3 separate regions of the Homo sapiens genome follow, and regions 2 and 3 are each linked to region 1. Evidence: read pairs that join two places in POLR2A ChIA-PET (ENCODE). Cell type or tissue: CD4-positive, alpha-beta T cell. All regions are shown on one strand.

Region 1 (8,000 bases):
ACATGGTCTCCCTCTGTGACTGCACACCCCTGGTGTCTCTCTGGTGTCCAAATCTCCTTTTATTATTTATTTATTTACTTATTTTTGAGATGGAGTCTTGCTGTGTCGCCCAGGCTGGAGTGCAGTGGCGCAATCCTGGCTCACTGCAACCTTCGCCTCCCAGGTTCAAGCAATTCTCATGCCTCAGCCTCCTGAGTAGCTGGGACTATAGGTATGCGCAACCACACCCGGCTAATTTTTGTATTTTTTGTAGAGATGAGGCTTCACCATGTTGACCAGGCTAGTCTCAAACTCCTGACGTCAAGTGATCTGCCCGCCTCGGCCTCCCAAAGTTCTGGGATTACAGGCATGAGCCACCATACCCGGCCCACATTTCCTTCTATTATAAGGACATATGAATCTGGTGGTGGTGGGGAAGGACACAATGCAGCCCATACTAAAGCCTCTTACATATGAAAGTCCAGATGCTCCCACAGGAAAAAAGGAGAAGCTGCTGTTTGACACTGGTGCCCAGGGGAAGTGTCTTGGGGTTCTATCTGTCCTTACACCATTAGTTACATGCACTTGCATTGCAACCCCCCGGGGGTAATGTTGCCCCTGTGATAACCATAGGATCACCTTTCTCAGAAGCCAGAGCTGATCTTTCTAATGTCAGGTAATGTCAGGCCACTGGCTGACTTCCCAGAGCTGACAGGTCACTTGCTCCCCAACCTCACAAAGGAGAAAGGCAAGAGAACTTCCTCCCCAAGAGCCTTGGACAGTCCTGGCTGGTCCTTCCTCAGTCTCTCTCAGCTGCAGAAGCACAAGCCAAGGCACTAAGGAGTTAGTATCAGAAGATCCCGTGATGAGCCTAGTCCATGAAACTCCTTCCAATATGGTGCAGAGGCAGGGCTGGTCCTTGGCAACACCTTCAATAGTATCCTTTTACATATTTGCCTCCCTCTTTGAACATCCTCTAATTTCAAAATCGTTCAGGGCTAATGCCATAGTGGACGGGCCTCCATGATTCATATGCCCAGGTGATTCCTACTTTTTAAGAGACTCAAGTGTATGTTGGGGTGGGGTGGGGTGGGGTAGGACAAAACCAATCCAAAGGAGTTAATCTCTAATGCTGGAATTTCAGATACTAGGAAATTCTAGGTTAGGAAACTATTTGAGAAGTAGCAGAACCTTCCTTGGCCATTCAAATCACCTCTGGACAAGAGATACTGATGTTGGCTACAGTATTCCTATCATTCAAAAGCTACCACTTCCTCTGTGGAACAACTCTTGTCCAAAAGGGACATCAGTGAGAGGGGTTAGGATCTGACTTCAGATGATGTTGACTCCAAGTTATTGATTCCAGGCTAGGGAGCAAGCTAGACAGTGACCGTCTCCAATAATGAACAGATGAAGTGAATCAGTGGATTGGTGGGAGGCTAACATGAGGCTCTGGAACTCTGCCACCTGAGTTCCAGTTCTGGGTCGGCCACGTCCTTCCTGCTATACTCTCTATGCCCCGTTTTCTTATTTTAAAATTGGGATAACAGTAATGTCTATTTCATGGCATTGTTAAGGGTTTTAAATGAGATAATACAAGTTCTTAGCATAATGCCTGACTTTTAACAAGCTCCCAGCCAATGTTAGCCGCTGTCATTCCCAAGGGTCTACCAAGTCAGAAGGCCTGAAATCAGGCAAGAGCATGGCAAGCTTGCCTCTCTTCAAAAGTGATGGAGATCTGCAGGAAGAAGGACCCATAATAAGAATTTTTTCTATTAATACAATAAAATATAAATATGCAGAATGAGTATTTATTTATTTTTGAGATGAGGTCTCAACTCTGTCACCAGGCTAGGGTGTTGTGGCATGATCTTGGCTCACTGCAACCTCCACCTTTCAGACTTAAGCAATCCTCTGACCTCAGTGTCCCGAGTAGTCGGGTCCCCAGGTGCATGCCACCAGACCTGGCTAATTTTTTGTAGTTTTGATAAAGACAGGGTCTTGCATTTTGCCCAAGTTGGTCTCGAACTCTTCAGCTCAAGTGATTCCCCTACCTGGACCTCCCAAAATGCTGGGATTACAGTCATGAGCCACTGTGCCCACCCAAGCATTTAAAAATACATAATGCAGAATAGTGGAGGCTTTTCAGGGCAAAATGGAGACAGGCTTTAAAAGGCAAATGCTGATTTTGAATTCCTGGAAATACTGTGAAGAGATGAGGTGAACGCTATCCAGGGGCTTTAGCATTGGGAGGTGATGGTGAGAATAAGAAGGAAAATTAGCCAGGAAAATTTTAACCTTGAAAATCAGAGCCCAAAACAATGGGTCTTAAGTTTTTGGGGATCACAAATCCCTCAGAGCATCTGATAGCTATAAACATTCTCCCCAAAAACCCCTCACATTCACATAAAACTCTAGATATAATCCCAGGGTGACCCTGGACTCCCTAGATCCTGAAGGAACCTGTGACCCCAGATTAAGAATCTCTTATAGAAGGAAAAGCCCACAGATGACATGGCTTGATGTCAGAGAAGATCTGGAAGCATGCGCATAAAGCTCAGACACTGAGCCCGGCCAAATGGGCCCTAAGGAAGCCACCTGGGCCATAGCCCCAGCCTGGCCATGTAGAATGTATATCTGAAAGTGGCCCCCCTGTGGCTATAGAGTTATGTGGACACCTACCAATGGTATGTGCTGGACTCCAAGGACCAAGGTGGGCAGTGGGGTATAGTTGGAGTTGGGGGACAGCAGGGAAGGAGCAGGGAAGGAGCAGAGCAGCCCACGGCAGCAGTCATTTCCCTTTGGTGAAGAAGCCCTCCCCCTGTAAGTAAAGGGAAGTCAGGGAAGTGTGACCTGAACTCAGAGAGGAAGGCTGCAGACCTCACAATGGTGTGCCTGCCACCGCTCTGCAGATCTGTTGGGTTCCTAGAAGTCGCCCTGGACCCCATTCTCTCCCCGCCCTGCTTTCTGGTTATCCCACACATCATCTCCCTTTTGCCTCCTTCCCACCACCCTGGCCCTCAACAGTCACCCAGACTCCTAGGAGTCGCATCCCCACCATCGCTGCCCCTTTAGCCCTCTGGGATTTATGATCCACGCTGCAGCCAGAGTGCTCTCCAGAATCACATCCAGCTTCCTGCGTGCAGCTTCAAAGCTGTGTGGTGGGCGTGTTCCCACCCCCCAGCCACTTCTCTTGACCCCACCACCTGATGGGACCCATTGGCTGAGCACCCTGTGGTCCAGCTCCCTTTCGACCCCCCAGGGCTCTCAGCCTCCCCAGCCCCAAACCCTTTGCCTGGCCAACTCTACACATCATTTAGGTCACTTGTCGCCTCCTTTAGGAAGTCTTTCCCAGCCTCTTCTCCACCCCGCAGCATCTCTTACCACTACCCTAAACTCCAGCCAGAGGGACTATGGTCTCTGCAGTCCCCTCTAAGCACTCTCCTGGGCTCCAGGCCATTCCTCCTCCTGCCTCAGCTCAGCTGGTGCCACTCCCTCCAGAGGCCTTCAAAGCCTTCCAGAGGGCTAGGGCTCCCACATGCGCTCAGCTCCTGGCTTTCTCCCTGCAGAGGTCTTGCCTCACCTGTGGGCTACATGCTCTTTCCCAAAAGGGTCTGTGCCTTGTTTACTTGTCCTGGGTAGTATTGGGTTGTTGTGAGGATGAATGAGTGGCATGTAGGTGAAGCACTTAGAACAGTGCCTGGAAAACATCAGGAGCAACTGTTAGTTCTATTATTCTTATTGCTGTTATCATCACCATCATTATTATTATCATTGACTGCTATAACCCCAGTGCCTGATATAGGGAGATATCCAATAAGTTTTTGTTGAATGGATGGATGGAAGGATGGATGGATGATAAAATTGTGTATTATTGCAGTCATCCTCAGTGCTTTTTATTTTCGTTTCAATGCCTTTTTTAAAAATCACTTCGTGTTCTTCAAAATATCCTGGGGAGGATTCTGGATCTGGCAAACCCTGAGGCTGAAGTGTAGAAAGACCATCCAAGAATCACGCCAGAAGGGGACAGAATGCAGCAATCCAGGTCCTTGCACCCCTCTCCTTCAGGATTCACCTTCCAGGAGAGTTTGAGAGGTCTACCTCTCAGATCAGCATTGGGAGGAGATGGGGAGAATTTCAGGACCAAAGAATGGGGTCCCATTGTGCTTCCTGAGTCTTCATGCTCTACTACTGCTGCCCAGGGCAGGGGGTGGGGGCCGTGATTGAGCACATTCAATCCCACTGAGATTTCATTAACTTGCATTCATTTGTGTCACTTAATTATTGTGAACGGGATCCTTCTCTAATAAATGTGTTTTCCTAACCCACAGCCTCTGGGCTATCATTCTAACCATATCTATTATGACTGAATGGCTTCTTGGAAACAGAGTGGCCTTCTTTGTATTTGGAGCTAAGTAGGGCATACTAAAGAGCTTCCCGCCCTCCAGAAAAGGGGGGTGGACAGGCAAGGACTCCGTGCTCTGGGGACCCAGCCTCCCGCTCCTTCATTGTGAATCACCTGCTGAAATAAAGGATCTGGAGCCTGGTGTGTTTATACAGCAGCGCGCCAGGCGACAGCTAAGGTGTTACACCGCAGCCTTCCAGGAAGGGGCAGGGGCCTGCTTGTGGGTTTAAATAACACGGCAACTGAGAAAGCTTATTCATCTTGATCTGTTGGCCTCATCAGTGAAGTGAAGGTGCTGAGATAACATCAAGCGAAAAGCAGCCCCACCCTGGGGGAAAATTTAGATCCTAGGTCTTTCTCATGAACATTCCTATTTAAAAGGAATTCTGTGCCTGCGCAGGGTTTTGTTTCCCTCTGCAAACTCCCTCTGTTTGAGTTAGAATTCTTCTTTCCTCTCTTGCCCTCCAAAATAGATCTCACTGGGCAGCAGAAGCTGGGTTCTTAAAAACAAGCAATTGTATTTAATTGCAAACTCCACAAACAAATGAGCAGCTGTATCTGTATTGATGAATGAATGTCTTTTGTCTTTACAGATACTTTAAAAAATGCATAGTCAACAGAGAACTGTATGCTATTTGGGAAATAGATTTACCTTCTTAATTATATTTTTACTTGTCCTTAGATTAAAATTAGTTTGCTTTGCCTGAGCTGACACTGCCTTGGGTGGTGAGAGATGATTAGAGAGAATCCTGCGGGGAGGAAAAGCTGATCTGATATGAAATATCTGGGGCCAAGGTCCTGTAGGGGGATGGTCTTTGAGGACTCAAAGAGCTGAGGGTTACTTGGGGCTCCTTTCCCTCAGTTTTACAGAAGGTACTTCTGGCTGGCAAAGATGTCACTGATCAGTTTTCAGGAGGAATTATTGTGGCTCACTGAAGAAGGTGTCTCTCCAAACTCACAGATCCTAATGATCACTTTATCAACAGAGAAATGAAATCTAGGATGGGGTCTCTGTGCTTGGCCGGAGACCCTGCATCCTCTTTAGCCAGGATTCTCTTGTGGAGATAAGGAGCTTCATCAGTAATTGTGGATCTTACTAACTCCACCCAGCTAAGACTTGAAGTTCTGGTCTAAATGAGCAACAAACATTGAGGTTGTTGGGGTTTTACAAGCCCTCCCAGCCCTTGTGCTGGCAAAAGAGGAAGCCTGTGCATGAAAGCCAGACTTTGCCATAGCAATGATGCAACTCCATGAGTGGAAGAACACCAGGGTTCTTCGTCTCAAGTCGAATTAGATAAAATAACACGGACACACGTGGAGTCGTTTTAAGGACTGGAGAGTTTAATAGGTAAGAAAGAAGGGAAAAGAAAGAAAGCAGCAGCTCCCCTGTACAGAGATGGGGGGGGTAGGGGGCGGCTCCAAAGCGAGAGAGGGGACCCCAAGTACGCAGAAACCAGCCAGGTATATGGAGAGGCTGGAGGAAGCAGTATCTGATTTGCATAGGGCTCAGAGGATTGGTTTGACCAGGCATGTCATTCACGTAGCCCTTGAAAAAACTGACTCTCCCACCCTAGCCTTTTAATATGCAAATACAGGGCGCCATAATGTTCTACACACGTGGGGATATGTGGGGGCAGCCATGTTGCCAGGAACATGTGGGGCAAGGGGAAGAAGGAGGCAGGCAGCAGGAATCCTCTTGTTGGGGTGGACCCAGTTTCTAATGGCCAACATTTGCATATGAAAGATTGCCTGCCCAGCTCTAAGAGCCAGGGCTTTCCTGCTAGACAAGAAATGTTTCTGGAGCTGCTTTAAAAGAGATGAAAACTTTCCAAGGACCGCTTTTCCTATCTGCCTAGAACAATTTTTAATACCTCCTATCGCAGCAAGTCCCCATGTAGTGGGACAGCAGAAAGTGTGTTCAGCAAGGAAGAGGTGCTGTGCCTTACTTCCAGCCTCACCTGCATAAACCTTCTGCTCCAGCCTTCATTCTCTCTTATCCAATGTGCTGGCCTATTAGAAGATCTAACAGGTAGAGACACTAAAGAAGGTTCTTTTGTGTATGCAAGACTGATCATGGAAAGCCTCTCATGAAACACCAGGTGTGAGCAAAAAATAAACTTCCGTTGTGTTAAACCACTGATATTTGGGAATTCGTCTGTTACAACAGCTAGCATTACTTAACTAATAAATCTTCATATTTAGGAAGTAATAGGGAACAGCTTTCTCTAAGTTATAGTTTCTTCCTCCCTTCCAATGACCCATATCTTGTATATACAAAGATGTCTTTGGAATGAATGGAAATTAGTTCATTAGTTCTAGAAAACACAGAAGTTAAGTGAGAGAGAAGTTTATCTCTTCCAAGAATATGTTGAGAAAAGGAAAGCAGATGAAAAGCATCTTGAAAGAGATTTTAAGCTTCTTAGTTGGTAAGAGTGATATTATAAGCCTCTTCTTTATAGTGCTTCCAGTATGTATGGAAAGTGATGAGTGGTGAGAAGTGGCATTACCATCTTATAAAGGAGAAACTGAGGCATGGTGAATGCTTTGCTGAGAAATCCTTCAAATCAGACCTGCTGGGTTTGTGACCCCCCATTCTACCAGCTTAATGAGACTGTGCAAATAAGACCAGTGTTATAGCCCTATTGAGAGACAGGACTAGCTGGATTTCCTAGGCCAACTAAGAATCCCTAAGCCTAGCTGGGAGGGTGACCACTTACACCTTTAAACACGGGGCTTGCAACTTAGCTCACACGCAACCAATCAGATAGTAAGGAGAGCTCACTAAAATGATAATTAGGCAAAAACAGGAGGTAAAGAAATAGCCAATCATCTGCTGCCCGAGAGCACAGTGGAAGGGACAAGGATCGGGATATAAACCCAGGCATTTGAGCTGGCAACGGCAACCCCCTTTGGGTCCCCTCCTCTTTTATGGGAGCTCTGTTTTCACTCTATTTCACGCTATTAAATCTTGCAACTGCACTCTTCTGGTCCATGTTTGTTACAGCTCGAGTTCACTCGCTGTCCACCACTGCTGTTTGCCACCATCACAGACCTGCCGCTGACTCCCAACCCTCCGGATCCGGCAGGGTGTCCGCTGTGCTCCTGATTCAGCGAGGTGCCCATTGCCGCTCCTGATAGGGCTAAAGGCTTGCTATTGTCCCTGCACGGCTAAGTGCCCGGGTCCATCCTAATCGAGCTGAACACTAGTCACTGGCTTCCACGGTTCTCTTCCGTGACCCACGGCTTCTAATAGAGCTATAACACTCACTGCATGGCCCAAGATTCCATTCCTTGGAATCCATGAGGCCAAGAACCCCAAGTCAGAGAACACAAGGCTTGCCACCATCTTGGAAGTGGCCCGCCACCATCTTGGAAGATGCTCGCCACCATCTTGGGAGCTCTGTGAGCAAGGACCCCCGGTAACACTATCAAAGGAAGTAGGTGGCTGGGTGCAGTGGCTCATGCCTATAATCCCAGCACTTTGGGAGGCTGAGGTGGGCGGATCACGAGGTCAGGAGATCGAGACCATCCTGGCTATCACGGTGAAACACCATCTCTATGAAAAACACAAAAAATTAGCCAGGCATGGTGGCGTGCACCTGTAGTCCCAGCTACT
Region 2 (8,000 bases), 67 kb after region 1:
TACCTCCTTGTAATTCACACCAAAAAGAGAGAGAGAAAGAGAGAAGTTCCTGACATTTATCTCTTAAACAAGACATGTGAGCAGCCAGATGCTGTCTGACAGGACAAATATTTACTGTGCCTGCAAACAGCCCTGAATGCCAGTCCAGCCACGGCAAAGACTCTGACCCAAGCTGATCGACATTCAGTGGAGACACCGGGTCCCAAGGGCTGAGGATTAAGGACATTATTTAACACTGAACCATGCACAAGATTTGTCTTGTTGGCCTTATATCAAAACTGGGCATTTTATTTTCATTTCCTGGATTCTCCATGGGCTCACATTCTTTAGGGCAAGTAGCTGTGAGACCTTTTCATTCCTGCGAAATCTGTCTCCAGGCCCATATTTCACCCAGCAGTCAGAAGGATTATAGAACTGCAGAGTTCTTCTGAAGATTTGCTAGCTCTCCTCCAAAAGGAAAATTAGACTCCTGAAGATCCACATTGCCACTAAAAGTAAGCAAGGAGATGAGAGACCCGTCTGGGGACTGTGGCTAGAAAAAGCACTTGAGGCATTTTTTGCAGCAGAGTCTTGAACAAACCACCGAGGAAAAGGAGGGGCAAGAATTTCCACTAACAAGCTTGACAGTTATTCTGTAGCTCATAGAGAAGTCGTGCTTACTTCAGCAGCATTATTTTTTTCTACAGAAATGTCTGATTAGCAACCTCCTAGAATGATAGTGCTTAATTGACACTGGCCACAAAGGCGTTTGAGAAGTTTTATCCCCTGCCTTTCATATAAAATACTTAAAGTTCTGCTGTTGCAGGCAATAGTTGGGAATAAGTCTTTATCTCTCTGCTCCGCTAGCTTCCCAGGCGACCTTCCTTTCCAGGGAAGCCATGTGCTGCTTGCTTCTGACGCTCTCTGGTTTGATTCCATTGAGTAAGCTGTTTAACCTCTCATGCCTCAGTCTCCTCAACTACCTGAGATGTTGAGGAGGAATTAAATGAGAACGTGTATCTAAAGCTCTTCTAGGGCCTGAGATTTTGAAGCAGACACTCACATGTTAACTCTCATAGGTATTATCATTTTGACAAATGTCAGGCTTGTCTCAGCTGAGGTGAGTTGAGGCTTTCTCCCTGCCTTGGTCAGGATAATGAGGGCTGGGTGTGGCAGATACGGTAATAGCCCCCAAATGATGTTCATGTCCTAATCCCCAGAACCTGTGAATATTACCTTATATAGCAAAAGGGTCTTTGCAGATGTGATTTAGATGGGGAGATGATCCTGTATTACCCAGGTGTGTCTAGTGTCATCACAGGGTCCTCTCAAGAGGTGGGAGCAAGAGTCAAAGTCGGAAAACAGGATGACGAAGCAGAGCTCAGAGAGGAGAGATGATCCTACACTGGAGAGATGATCCTACACTACTGGCTTTGAAGACAGAGCAGGAGGACACAAGCCAAGGAATGCAGGAAGCCTCTAGGAACTGGAAGAGGTGAGGAAACAAAATCTCCTCTACAGCTTCCAGAAGGAACACAGCCCTGCCAACACCTTGATTTTAGACCAGTAAGACATCTGACCTCCAGAACTGTAAGATAATAAATTTGCATTATTTTAAGCCACTAAGTTTATGGCAATTTGTTCCAGCAGCCCAAGGAAACCAAGGTACTGGGTAACAGTAGAGACCTGTGGGTCCCATCAGGAGCAGAGGCAAGAACGCAAAGGAAACTCTAGAGGGATGGCCTCGGGGACATGGACTCCATCCCACCAGAGGGCTCCTTGCAGAGGCCTCAGCCCTGCAAGGAAGAGAAGCTGCTGTCCCTCCTGGAAAGCCTTGGCATCAATGAGGCTTGCCTCAAGGCCTTGAGGGGTGAATGGAGGGGCTGGAGGACATGCTGTCCATAGGGAAATTCCAAGGTGGAAGATGGGAAGTGAGAACTGAAAGGCTATTGGAGCATTATTTTTTTAGACAGAAATGTCTGATTAGACGGGGCTGCTGGCTGCTGTCTCCTCAGAGAACTGCAGAGGAAGGGGCGTGATGGGAAGGTGTGGCCACAGCGGCAGGCTCAGTTTCCACAATCTGCTTAGGTACTCCTGCAATAAGGAGGTTATTTTCACACAGGGCTTATGAGACTCAGTCTCATCTCTCCATAGACTCTGTGCTTTTCTCATTTCCCCTACAGGCCAGCACTCAAAAATACATAATGGATGAATAAATGAATGAATGAATGAATGAACCAACAAGTAAAAAGAGCCCAGATGTTATCACAAAATATCACCATTTCTCTTGGCTTGGAGGTGGGGGTAGGGGGCTGGGAATGGGAAGGAGATTGGGAAAAGATCCTTTTTTTCCTTTTAATCTTCCCAGGAAGGACCTGACTGAGCAAATCCCTTCCCTACAGTCAGACACACTGGCAGGTGTCCTTGGGCCCAGATTAGAAAGGTGGCTCCAGGCCCTAGGTGCTGCTGCTGTGGTTGGTATGCAGGCAAACGCTCCCAGTGCATTCGAAATCTGAGGGGGTGGATGCTAATAACCCATAATCAATGTTGCATTTGCCAACAGCCAAAAGAAAAATGAACCTTTAATTGAGCAAGATTTGGCATCAATCAATGATGTGACTTTAGTCAGGCAAAAGCGACAGATTACTGAGCCGGACACCCAACTGTGAGAATTGCTCTCTACTGGGGTGAAGAATGCAAAATGTGGATAAACAGCCTATCTTGCCAGGCCCAGGATCACAACTCACTGGGGAAAAACACCTCTTTATATCTGTTTGTAAATCTTTTTCATTATTCTCTTTTTTATGTTCTAAGAGCTTAAGTTACTTTGTACCTCTGAGCCCCTTCGCAGAAGTATTGTATTCTTATACGCTGATGATAATTTCTAAGAAGCCATTGGACACAATGGAATCAGCAGATTCCCAGCACCCAGCCAGAGAGCTGATAGAAGAGGAGCTTGAAGAAGCAACAGTCGGAGGCCAGAGAATTCTGGCAAGATGGTGGGGATGATGGCCACACAGGTTTTGGATCTTCCTAAATCCCCACCTAAAAACAGAGATACTAAGTAGCAACACCAAAAAACCTGGCCATGAACAACATTTATCACAAACTAGCTGATGGGGTATCCCCATGAACCCCAAATACAAGCAGGTCAGGATAAACCACCAACTAAGCCCTGAGCGCCCTCACTATCTGTGAGGGAGTAGAGGGAAGTCTTGGGCAGCTACAGACCCAGCACAGGAGAACTCCAAACACCAACAGATGGGAAGCGCTGCAGGCCTGAGACCAGCAGCTGCTACTGGGAGGAGCGTGTAACGGATCTGTGGTCGGCTCTGAACTATGAACTTTTGAAACTGACCAGCCAGGGTTCCCCTCCAGCACAGGGCCCCAGAGCAAGAAAACTACCAGGAGGGAAATCAAAACTGAGCCGGCTTGGGCTGCAGACTGATGAAAATCAGCGTGTGTGTGTGTGTGTGTGTGTGTCTGTGTGTGTGTGTGTGTGTGTGTGTGTGCGCGCGCGCACGCGCGCACGCACGCCAGTGGCCTCCCTCCCACCTGCCTAGATGCTTGGAAGGCTCTTTCCTTCCTGTCCATGGCCAGGATTTTGGTGTTGCTACTTAGTATCTCTGTTTTTAGGTGGGGATTTAGGAAGATCCAAAACCTGTGTGGCCATCATCCCCACCATCTTGCCAGAATTCTCTGGCCTCCGACTGTTGCTTCTTCAAGCTCCTCTTCTATCAGCTCTCTGGCTGGGTGCTGGGAATCTGCTGATTCCATTGTGTCCAATGGCTTCTTAGAAATTATCATCATCGTATAAGAACACAAAACTTCTGTGAAGGGACTCAGAGGTACAAAGTCAGTTAAGCTCTTAGAACATAAAAAAGAGAGGCCCTCCTGTTGCTCTCAGCCATTGCTTTGATGACGTGTATGGACATAGTTCTGCAGCTCCAACACTTCTCACTCCTTTCAGACATGGTTTTGCATTCACCCTCTGGCTTCATGCATAATTCCAATCGATTAGTCCTAATTCTGCCCTCAGGAGTTACAAAGAAATCTCCTCCCTCTTCCATATGACAGGTTTCAAATATTTGACAACAGCTATCGGGGGCCCTCTAAAGAACCTCTTTTTCAGGCCAAGCATCTCCAGTTTCTTCAAAAGCTCCCTCCAGGATGTGGCTTCCTGAAGCCTCAGCCCTGGCCACCTGCCTCTGAGCTTTTTGCGGTGCAGAGAAGCAGCATGGTAGAGTGGAAAAAACACCAGTCCTGGTGCCAGAGAGCTTGTGTTTAAGTTCTAGAACTTCCACCTCCTGGCCTCAGTTTTTTATCCTCTCTGAGCCTCAGTTTTTTTCATCTGCAATATGGGGATAATATGAAATCCTGGGTTTATTGTGAGGCTCAGGGAGTTAATAAATGTATCCGCTTTGAGAGCCCTAGAGCATGGTAAAAACATATATATATACATACATACATGTTTGGGTATTATTTCTCCAAGTTGTAACATCAGTGGCACTTCAAGAGCCTGGAAGAGACCACTCCAGAAGTGATCTGTTTAGAGGAGGGCACAATGGGACTATTCTGTCCTTATTCTAGTCCCAGGGTTTTCTTATTGTAGTTTAAGTTACACAAACTTGGCAGATCCTTATTGAGCCAGCAGTCAACTGAGCAAGAGCCACTCCATTTACTTTAGGCTCTTAATTGTCTCAGACAAGGTTATACATAGTATCACACATCACCTTAATAAAGAGAGCTGCTTTCAGCCCCATACAAAGGACCTCCTATGTTGAATTAGATAGGCCCATCATTCTTTTTCCAACTTGGTCCCAAGGAATATTTTATCTGGGAGGAGAGTGCAGAGATTATCCTTTCTCATTAAAAAACACTGTAGTCTGCTCAGGGGTCAGGGGTCAGGGACCCACTTGAGGAGGCAGTCTGCCCATTCTCAGATCTCCAGCTGCATGTTGGGAGAACCACTGCTCTCTTCAAAGCTCAGATGGAAATGCAGAAATCACCCGTCTTCTGCATCGCTCACACTGGGAGCTGTAGACCGGAGCTGTTCCTATTCGGCCATCTTGGAGGCACCCCCCAGTAGGAGCAGACTGACACTTCACACGGCCGGGTACTCCTCTGAGACAAAACTTCCAGAGGAATGATCAGACAGCAGCATTCGCAGTTCACGAAAAACCGCTGTTCTGCAAACACCGCTGCTGATACCCAGGCAAACAGGGTCTGGAGTGGACCTCTAGCAAACTCCAACAGACCTGCAGCTGAGGGTCCTGTCTGTTAGAAGGAAAACTAACAAACAGAAAGGACATCCACACCAAAAACCCATCTGTATATCACCATCATCAAAGACCAAAAGTAGATAAAACCACAAAGATGGGGAAAAAACAGAGCAGAAAAACTGGAAACTCTAAAAAGCAGAGCACCTCTCCTCCTCCAAAGGAACACAGTTCCTCACCAGCAATGGAACAAAGCTGGATGGAGAATGACTTTGACGAGTTGAGAGAAGAAGGCTTCAGATGATCAAACTACGAGCTACAGGAGGAAATTCAAACCAAAGGCAAAGAAGTTAAAAACTTTGAAAAAAATTTAGACGAATGTATAACTAGAATAACCAATACAGAGAAGTGCTTAAAGGAGCTGATGGAGCTGAAAGCCAAGACTCGAGAACTACGTGAAGAATGCAGAAGCCTCAGGAGCCAATGCAATCCACTGGAAGAAAGGGTATCTGTGATGGAAGATGAAATGAATGAAATGAAGCGAGAAGGGAAGTTTAGAGAAAAAAGAATAAAAAGAAATGAACAAAGCTTCCAAGAAATATGGGACTATGTGAAAAGACCAAATCTGCATCTGATTGGTGTACCTGAAAGTGACGGGGAGAGTGGAACCAAGTTGGAAAACACTCTGCAGGATATTATCCAGGAGAACTTCCCCAATCTAGCAAGGCAGGCCAACATTCAGATTCAGGAAATACAGAGAACACCACAAAGATACTCCTCGAGAAGAGCAACTCCAAGACACATAATTGTCAGACTCACCAAAGTTGAAAGGAAGGAAAAAATGTTAAGGGCAGCCAGAGAGAAAGGTCGGGTTACCCACAAAGGGAAGCCCATCGGACTAACAGCGGATCTCTCGGCAGAAACTCTACAAGCTAGAAGAGAGTGGGGGCCAATATTCAACATTCTTAAAGAAAAGAATTTTCAACCCAGAATTTCATATCCAGCCAAAATAAGCTTCATAAGTGAAGGAGAAATAAAATCCTTTACAGACAAGCAAATGCTGAGAGATTTTGTCACCACCAGGCCTGCCCTAAAAGAGCTCCTGAAGGAAGCACTAAACATGGAAAGGAACAACCGATACCAGCTGCTGCAAAATCATGACAAAATGTAAAGACCATTGAGACTAGGAAGAAACTGCATCAACTAACGAGCAAAATAACAAGCTAACATCATAATGACAGGATCAAATTCACACATAACAATATTAACTTTAAATGTAAATGGGCTAAATGCTCCAATTAAAAGACACAGACTGGCAAATTGGATGAAGAGTCAAGAACCATCAGTGTGCTGTATTCAGGAAACCCATCTCATGTGCAGAGACACACATAGGCTCAAAATAAAAGGATGGAGGAAGATCTACCAAGCAAATGGAAAACAAAAAAAGGCAGGGGTTGCAATCCTAGTCTCTGATGAAACAGACTTTAAACCAACAAAGTTCAAAAGAGACAAAGAAGGCCATTACATAATGGTAAAGGGATCAATACAACAAGAAGAGCTAACTATCCTAAATATATATGCACCCAATACAGTAGCACCCAGATTCATAAAGCAAGTCCTGAGTGACCTACAAAGAGACTTAGACTCCCACACATTAATAATGGGAGACTTTAACACCCCACTGTCAACATTAGACAGATCAACGAGACAGAAAGTTAACAAGGATACCCAGGAATTGAACTCAGCTCTGCACCAAGCGGACCTAATAGACATCTACAGAACTCTCCACCCCAAATCAACAGAATATACATTTTTTTCAGCACCACACCACACCTATTCCAAAATTGACCACATACTTGGAAGTAAAGCTCTCCTCAGCAAATGTAAAAGAACAGAAATTATAACAAACTATCTCTCAGACCACAGTGCAATCAAACTGGAACTCAGGATTAAGAAACTCACTCAAAACCACTCAACTACATGGAAACTGAACAAACTGCTCCTGAATGACTACTGGGTACATAACAAAATGAAGGCAGAAATAAAGATGTTCTTTGAAACCAACGAGAACAAAGACACAACATACTAGAATCTCTGGGACACATTCAAAGCAGTGTGTAGAGGGAAATTTATAGCACTAAATGCCCACAAGAGAAAGCAGGAAAGATCTAAAATTGACACCCTAACATCACAATTAAAAGCACTAGAAAAGCAAGAGCAAACACATTCAAAAGCTAGCAGAAGGCAAGAAATAACTAAAATCAGAGCAGAACTGAAGGAAATAGGGACACAAAAAACCCTTCAAAAAATTAATGAATCCAGGAGCTGGTTTTTTGAAACAATCAACACAATTGATAGACCACTAGCAAGACTAATCAAGAAAAAGAGAAGAATCAAATAGACGCAATAAAAAATGATAAAGGGGATACCACCACCGATCCCACAGAAATACAAACTACCATCAGAGATTACTACAAACACCTCTATACAAATAAACTAGAAAATCTAGAAGAAATGGATAAATTCCTGGACACATACACTCTCCCAAGACTAAACCAGGAAGAAGTTGAATCTCTGAATAGACCGATAACAGGAGCTGAAATTGTGGCAATAATCAATAGCTTACCAACCAAAAAGAGTCCAGGACCAGATGGATTCACAGTCGAATTCTACCAGAGGTACAAGGAGGAACTGGTACCATTCCTTCTGAAACTATTCCAATCAATAGAAAAAGAGGGAATCCTCCCTAACTCATTTTATGAGGCCAGCATCATCCTGATACCAAAGCCTGGCAGAGACACA
Region 3 (8,000 bases), 100 kb after region 1:
AAGGGAGAGGCAAACTAGAAACTTCAGTAATTAGATTTCCTGGAATTAACTCACACATTCCATGCTGAGCAGTCAGGGTAAGCAATGCATCTTCAGCTCATCAGCATTAATTAACGGCCGTTCTTTTACACCTGACCCATTTATGGGAGTAAATCCCAGGTGATACCGTGTAGCCACCACACACCTGTGCCTTTTTAAACAGCTCCTAGGCCTCCAGGAAAGGCATCTACAGCTAATTGAGCCCGCCCTCCTTTCTCACGATAGTCAAGCCAAGAGAAAGAGAAACATACTCTTGTCAATTAAACAAACAAAAGGGAGAGAAAAACAAAACGCCACCAGCAGATTTCACATCCTATGTGCCCAGGAGGATGCCGCCACCCCAGCTGAGCAGATGTAGGATGGCTGGTTGGTGCTGTTCACCTTGTCCTCCTCTTTGCCATCCGCCCCTTGACCACCTTGAACTGCTTTGCCAGCTGCCTGCACTGATTCCCTTTCAGGAGATGGCTCAGCAACCAAAACGTGCAGTGTTTTGGTGCTGCCCTGCGCGCACAGCAGACGCTCTGTGGATGTCCGGTGTCTCAGCAGCCAGTGGGTTGCATGCCTGACATGTTATCTTCCGGCCGCCTCTGTTGCTGCTTCATAGTTTCTGATCTGCTTTGCCTGTTCCTTGTATTCTATGTTCAATCTTCCCTTTACCACAAGTTTTATCTTCTCCCAAAGAGGTGGGGGTCAGTGGGGGTCATCCTTTTCCCATTTCTATGGCAAAAATCCTGCTTGTGCAGTGAGAAAGTAGCTCCACCTCCAGGTCAGGCCCAGAGCATGTCTGACCAAGTGGAGCACCCACACCTCTGGACTCAGTGATTGGTTCACTTTGGGGGTGATGTGGGTGTCAGGGGAGGGAGGGGAATTTTCCTTCTGCTTTGTGGGAACTAAGAACCTTGCAAGCGCGAAGTTCCTCAGGTGGGGCGGGGTGCAACGTGGCAGATATTTACCATGTGCAGAGAAAGCCAGAGAGCCACCCTGGGAAGAAAACTAACACTGGGGAAGACAGACGGAGCAGAGGGTTGGAGAAAAAGTGGTGCAGGGGAGCGAAAAGTGGTTTCTTTCTACTCTTCTAGGTTCATCGGCTAGGCTATGAATTAAATTGACATAAGACAGCGTAACAGGAGAAAAGCCACGTTTAATTATATACATATGCATGGCAGTCCTGCAGAATAAACCTTGAAGACGGGCCAAGTGATTGAAGCTTATGCAGCATCCTGAGCTACAGAAAGGAATAGGGGCTTGGGGCTTTGGGGGGTGGTGGGGACACAAGTTATGGGAGCGTGAGGGGAGGAAATTTGTGCGAATAAAGGCTGTCTTGTTATGCAGATAAAAGTCTCTCCGGTAACAAATATTGTCTCAGGAGCAGAGGTGACAATCTGCCTGGGCTGGTGCCAACCTCTATTCTTCTTTCCTGTGAGCTGAGTTAATCTTCCCCAGTTGAGAAGATTCCCAGGAGGGGATTCATGACAATTGAGTTCCTTTCGGAGGATCCGTCTTTAGGCAGATAAAGGGGCTCAGAGAAAGTCTCTGCCTGCATCACTGTTTCCCAAGTCCCCTGACTTCAAAGTCATCAGCACACCACAGTGGCATATTTGGGGCTGGCATTTCCAGAACGCCTTCAGTGGGATCCTGAAGATATCGTCTGAGTGCTTGAATCAGGGAAACCTAAATTGAAGGCTTTCCTGAACATTTCTGTTCCTCAAGCCAATCCTTTATTTTTTATGCTTAAACTAATTGAAGACGGAATTTTGTCACTTGCAACTGCTGCCTCACTAATGTGTCTTCTGACCTAAATCTTGGAGTCATTTCTGTATTATTTAAGGTTCTTTCACTTGCAAGTAACAGCAACTCTATTCAAGTTAACTTATGCCAAAAAGGGGAGAGAATCCTAAGCTGCAAAGAAAGAATATGGGTGCAACTGGCCCTGGGGACGGTGGCACTGGGGCATTCTTTCTTAGGCAGCCACTCCTGCCTCTTCCCTTGGTCTGCACATCCTTAAAAGACTGCTTCCTTCGCTACCAGAGATCTGGACTTGCGCCCTTATAGACTCATGAAGAAAGCACAGTTTCGGGGAAGGACTCTGCCTTGCTTTGTGTCTGTCCCTGGACTCACCCCTGTGGCTGGGGAAGAGCAGCTGTGACTGGTCTCTTCTGGGTCACACATGCACCCAACAGGGAGGAAGGAGAGGTCTGTCGCCAGAAGAAGGTAAAGGAAAAAGTATAGGCAGTGGAAACAATACTCACCCCCAACTTCCTACCTCAGAGGTCCAGTGAAACTCCTCCCGAAAGCATCCCTGAAAAGCCCCATTCAGATTGCGGGCATCTGGTCATTTCATTCACCCGGCAATAAATCACCCTCGCAATTTGTGTCATTGAACTTTTTGGAGAATACTTTTGGAGTGTTAAAATAGGATTGACTTTCTATTGAAAGCTGTAAACATTTTTATTTGTAGCTTAATTTTTATCCTCGTGTTGTTTGACAGTTTCTCCTCAAGAGGGGAAGAAGCAGTAGGAGTCTGTTGGCAAAGCACTCCATATTGCTGAGCAGCAAGTAAACCAGCAAGCATGGCGCTTCCAGCTGCACACCGTCTCCTCTGAGACCCAGCTACAGCCATCCAACTGAATGACTTCTTGCCTTTTGGCCTTCAGAGTGCATGTGTGCCCGTGCGTGTGCACGGGTGTGCTTGGCATCATGTGTGCATCTCTAGACAATGAGGAGTGTGGAGGGACAGGTGAAGGATCAAGGCAGGAGGTACAGCCAACTCAAGAAATGAGGCAGGAGAACAATGCACAGTTCCCCTTCTCACTGTGCACGTTGACCTATTTGTCACAGGCTGAAAAGAGCTGGGAACATGGTGGAAGGCTCTTACTTGTAAATGTCGTTCAGACTTTTGAATGGATCTTTTAAGATCAGGAAATGGGATCCATAGTTTACAGGCTTTGTTAGCAGCCAATTTGTTCTACTTGATCCAGAGCATTTAGGCAACGCTACCAAAGAATCTCCTACCAATGAGTTGTGAGTGTTCTTGTCAATATTTTACACATTAACAAGGATCCTAGTTAGAATATGAAGTTAGACATGTTTCTTTCAAGGGAACACGTTACAATGACTGAGGGATAAATATAGATATATAGATATGTCTATATATTAAAGAAGGCAACATAGGACTAATTAAATATTATTTATAATCACTATATGATTTAATACATTAATCTATTAATAGTACCAAAATAAAATTTTAATCCTTCAAGTAATTTGCAATAATATTTAGTAATTGACAGCATTCCATGTAAAGCAGTAATTTTTTTAATGAATCATGTGTTAGTTAATTTAATAGGCCTTCTACCTTAAAAATAATTATGTTTGTAATTAAAACATTTCAATTAATTATAAGGGCTTCTTATGTGATTTAAGTCTATTAAAGACAATTTAATTACCAAACTTTGAATGTGTTATCATTCCAATCACAAAACGATTTTAAATACTTTTCTTAATATCCAGGTCTTTATATTAGTCATTTATTCCTGTTGATATAAAAAGCATCCTAATTTGGTCGTGATGACAGCTACTGATATCAAGAAATAGGGGGGTAATTTGAACAAATAATGGTGAACATGGTGGATAGTAGTCTGCATGCAGCCTTTCTGCGGGGCACACATGCAATAACTAAAGGTGGACACTAGAGGGAGGCAGACAGAGAGGGTGAGAAGGAAGAAAAAGTAGAGCTATACACGAGCTGGACTTGAATGAAGACTGTGTTTTGGTTTGACCCCTTTGATGCTCATTTTCTGGAGGCCATACCCAGAAACCTAATTAGAAATACGGTTCATGATTCACACACCATGAACTTACTTTATCCGGGAAGAGACCTGAGCAAGTCATGCTCACCTCTGAAGAAAGCAAGCTCATTGTAATTCTCCTTCTCCACACTGAATACCTGTGTAATACATTTCAGTTTTCAAAGTGATTTCATATACATTATCTTATTTTGGAGTCAATATGGTGTAGCAGAAAGAAAATTAGACTTGAGTCAGGGAATCTGAATTGTAGCCTGGTCTCTTTCACTACATGCCTGTGACCTTGGATGAGGTACTTAACCTGTCTGGCAGAAGCTTCCTCATAGGTAACATGCTGGTGTTAGAACAGATGATCTCTAAGGTCCCTTCAATTCCAAAACTCTGTGATTTTATGATGCAGCCCATATAAGAGAGACTGTGTGTGCATGTATGTGCACTTGGAATGTGTGTGCCTTGCCTTAAATGAGAATTATTTCAAATAAAACACTATTCTGGCTTCAGTGAAAGCATTTTCTCCTTCTGCCTTGGAGGGATAATGCAAACACAAGGGAAGTCCCAAGTAGTGAAACAGCCCCTCCGGGACCCAGCAAGTACCAAGATTGGGTTACAAAACTTAATGTGTATATGAAATGTTTCCATCAACTTATAAAATAAAAGTACAATAAAAGCAGTGGCTTTTTATTATTATTTAGATTTAAATCATCCCCTGCAGTGTTGAAAACCCAAGGGCAACCTTCCGAATTTAGCAGGATCTCAGAATGAAATGGAAATAGAATGTAGCAAGGGAAATAGATGCATTAGACATCATCGTCCTACCTAAGAGGAAATTCTTGTTCTTTGTTCCTTGTGTTTCTTTAAGCCCAGCAAACGGCACAAATGTTGAAAGCTTATTAGAATTTTAAAGACTTCTCAGCATACTGATAAATTCTAACTTTTAGAATCTCTGAATTATTTTTTGTCTGAACACTGGCTCTTCTATGTCATTTTCATTAAATGAACACACAGCAATTTTCATCCCCAGCCTTGAAGAAATTCTTTAACTTTCTTGCCTGGTTGTATTTAAGTGTCCTCAAATGTACTCCCTATTTCTCATCCATTTCGTTACCTCTCTGTTTCCAAGCTTCTGGCTCAGAGGGGAAAAAAAAAGCAGAGCCACACTCTAGGAGAACTAGGAATGTGCACCCGGAGTCCCACTCAGAGACAGGAGGGATTCAGTTTCACGGACTCTCAGGTCAGGGCTTGGGTAAGGGACCCAGGAGGCCCAGAAAGCCCGTACTAACAAATAACATTCCAGGGTTCCCAGAGTGGCGGTATGACCTGGCTAAGGTGAGCTCCAAAGGGCAGTTCACCAGATCAGCACAACCTCATCTGGAAAGCAGAGAAAACAGGCGAGGCTGTGAGGAGGGTACTTAGAATCTCAGATGCCATGGCTGCCCAAAGATTAAATGGAAAGCAACCATACTGAAAGAAGGGCTAGCAAGTAGAAACATGAGATGCATCAGAAAGCGCTTCGGTGAGATCCCTAGAGCTCCTTTCCCCCCAAGGAATTCCAACTTAAGGGGAATATTTCATTCAACAATATGTATTAAGCTCCTATTGGCACTGTTTTAAATACTAGAGCTACACCACTAGACAAGTCAGACAAAAACCTCTGCTCTTATGGAGCTTATGTCCCTGTGAGGAAAAAGAGCCTAAATGTATGAAATAAATACATGATTGGGTATGTTAGATACTGGTGGAAACTGCTGTGGAAAATATATAGTAAGGTAAAGAGGATAAGAAGGATTAGGGATCAGGGAAAATCTGTTTGCCCTCTAGGGTGGTCAGGGTGGGCCTGGCTAAAAATATGATGTTTCAGCAAAGATTTTTAAAGCGTGAGGGAGAGAGCCATGCAGATATGTAGGGAAGACGCATTCTAGCCAGAGGAGCAGCCAGCACATGGGCCCTGAGGGGGCCACAGTATGTGGGAAGACAGGAACGTAGCTGGAACAGAGGGAATGACAGGAGTCATACAAGAAGGCGAGGTCAGAGAAGTCATCATAGCCAAAATAGGCAGAGCATGTAATGCCATTGTGAGGACTTTGGGTTTTACTTTGAGTGAAATGGGGAACCATTGGAGGGTTTTGAGCAGAGGGTTTGAGCGCCATGACCTGATTTATACTTTAATCGGACCACTCCAGCACCTGTGTTGAGATTAGCCTGCAAGGGGCAAAGGGGGAAATAGAGAACACAGTTAGGAGGCCATCGCCATATTTACGTAGCGGCTGATGACAATGTGGACCAGGAATGGAGCAGTGGAGGTGATGAGAAGTGCTGGGAGCCCAAGTGAGATGTTGAAGGAAGCATCAGCAGGGCGTGCCGACGTGTCAGATACGGGTGTGAGAAAGAGGAATCAAGGATGACTGACCACCAGGTCACACAGTGGCCATCAGCTGAAATGGAGACAGCCGCAAGTCATGTGGGGGTTCTGGGAAAAGATCAGAGGTTTCCATTGGATGTGTCAAGTTTGAGAAATCCAGTGGACATCTAGTGAGGTTGCTGAGTAGATCCAGCCTGAAGATGGAACTTGGGAGTCCTCAGCAAATAGAAGGTAATCAAAACTGTGAGACCAGAAAAGATCACCAAGGTCTCCAGGGCAGTGGGTAGAGATGGACAAAAGAAGTAAGGACAGAGCTCTGCAGCACTGAGTGTTCAAATGTCTGGATTGCATGGGGACTGGATTTTGGTTAGGTCGGATTTAAGAAATTACTTAGGGACTCAAACTTGAAGAAGGTGCCTGGTGTGGTGAGAGGGAGGGCAGGTGTACCCGCAGCTGACTTTTCCCGGGGATCACTTCCCCCACCATCCTCCATTGCCGTGGCCCTTGTAAGTCTACATCCAGTAGACACTTTGACCCCAGGGGCATCCGAGTGTCTTCTATGTGCTTAGGCATCTCAAGCAAGCATCCAATCCTAAAAAGCCTGGATTGCTAAGTCTCTTTGTTTTCACTGGGCCTCCTATTGTTTCCAGTCAAAAGCATATAACTACTTCATGAATTTATGCAAAAGTAAATGCAGTATCCCCTGCCTAGGGCCTAGCCATGCCTGTTTATCTGCGCTGCTTCTGAGCTGCTGTTCATTGGGGCCAGTGCATCTGCCGCCTTGAGCTATAAACCTCCCTTGCTCCTGGCTCCTCCAATCCACGTTCCCTCCTTTATGGCTCTGTCCCCGGTGCTTTCCCTCCCTGCAGCACCTCCTTAGGATGGTCAGCCACAGTTCCCGCACACACTCACGGATTTCATATCCAGGGCGTCACTACCAGCCCGTAGCTGCCCTGCACCACCTGAGCAGCAGGCTGTGGGAAGGCGCCTAACCCACCCAGTCACCACAGCTGGTTTCTCACCGTGGCCCAGGAGCAGCAGGCTTAGCTGAGTCCATCCACCACCCTACCACACCATGTGGGCCCCACACCTGCCTTCTTTCTTGAGGAATGACTGATTTTCTTTAAAATTTACATGAGAAAAGACACAGGTTTGCATAGCACCTCCATGGTCAACTTCTCCTGGTATATCCTACACAAGGTGAGGGGTTTGAATTCGCCTGGTAAGCTCATACTGCACTGCATATAACTCAAGGTTAAGTGTGGCTTTCTCTCTGAAATGCCCTCCCAAATGGAGCACCTTCCTAAATCCCTCGTGTCAGTGTTGCAGCTCTGCCACGCCCCACTCTTGGAGGTGTCCTCTGTGCCACAGCAGGCCCCCAGAGCCCTTATGAGGTGAAGAGGGCTGCCTCCAGTCCCTTCTTGGCTAGAGCCACTGCAAGGTGGTTCAGAAGCACTGTGGTCCCTTCCCAGAGTACTTTCTGGCTACTGGACCTTTCCCAGGTCAAGCCCAGAGCATACTATAATCTCTGAGAGCAGCAGGCCATGAGAAAGCAGAATGACTATTACTTTAACTTAGAAAGGAGAGGCTTCCTAAGCTTGAGCCTTCAAACAAAGCTTCCTTTCCCCAGATCTCCATCTCTCTCCCCTTCTCAGTCTCTACCGTTTTCATGCAGCCCCTCTCCTTCAGGTGCCCCACCCAGCCCTCCTCTTTACAGTGGAAACTCCACCCCTTTCCACAAACACAGAGGAGGGGTGCTGTCCCCTCCCTTCCCACCTCCTCCGACTCCAGCATCTCAT

What was found. ChIA-PET counts read pairs that join two places held together with the same protein. Peaks named below come from ENCODE experiments on the same cell type or tissue, not always from the same donor. Only the 100,000 strongest peaks of a DNase experiment are listed, where the experiment ranks them.
Region 2: POLR2A ChIA-PET joins it to region 1 with 13 read pairs; 6 of 35 experiments call an interaction of 5 or more read pairs at or near these places.
Region 3: POLR2A ChIA-PET joins it to region 1 with 12 read pairs; 4 of 35 experiments call an interaction of 5 or more read pairs at or near these places.

Annotation. Positions count from the first base shown.
Region 1 is chr14:65,924,682-65,932,681 of GRCh38, reverse strand. No RefSeq gene overlaps it. Among named protein-coding and RNA genes, the nearest start is that of LINC02290, 180 kb to the left of the region's middle. RefSeq lists an enhancer at 3,147-3,684. In CD4-positive, alpha-beta T cell, CTCF peaks have their summits at 4,304 and 4,504; a DNase peak (open chromatin) is centred at 4,571; H3K4me3 peaks cover 502 bases; H3K27ac peaks cover 3,733 bases.
Region 2 is chr14:65,857,334-65,865,333 of GRCh38, reverse strand. No RefSeq gene overlaps it. Among named protein-coding and RNA genes, the nearest start is that of LINC02290, 250 kb to the left of the region's middle. In CD4-positive, alpha-beta T cell, no CTCF peak of the experiment used is centred here; a DNase peak (open chromatin) is centred at 4,183.
Region 3 is chr14:65,820,616-65,828,615 of GRCh38, reverse strand. No RefSeq gene overlaps it. Among named protein-coding and RNA genes, the nearest start is that of LINC02290, 290 kb to the left of the region's middle. In CD4-positive, alpha-beta T cell, CTCF peaks have their summits at 3,526 and 3,732 (motif pointing right); a DNase peak (open chromatin) is centred at 3,725.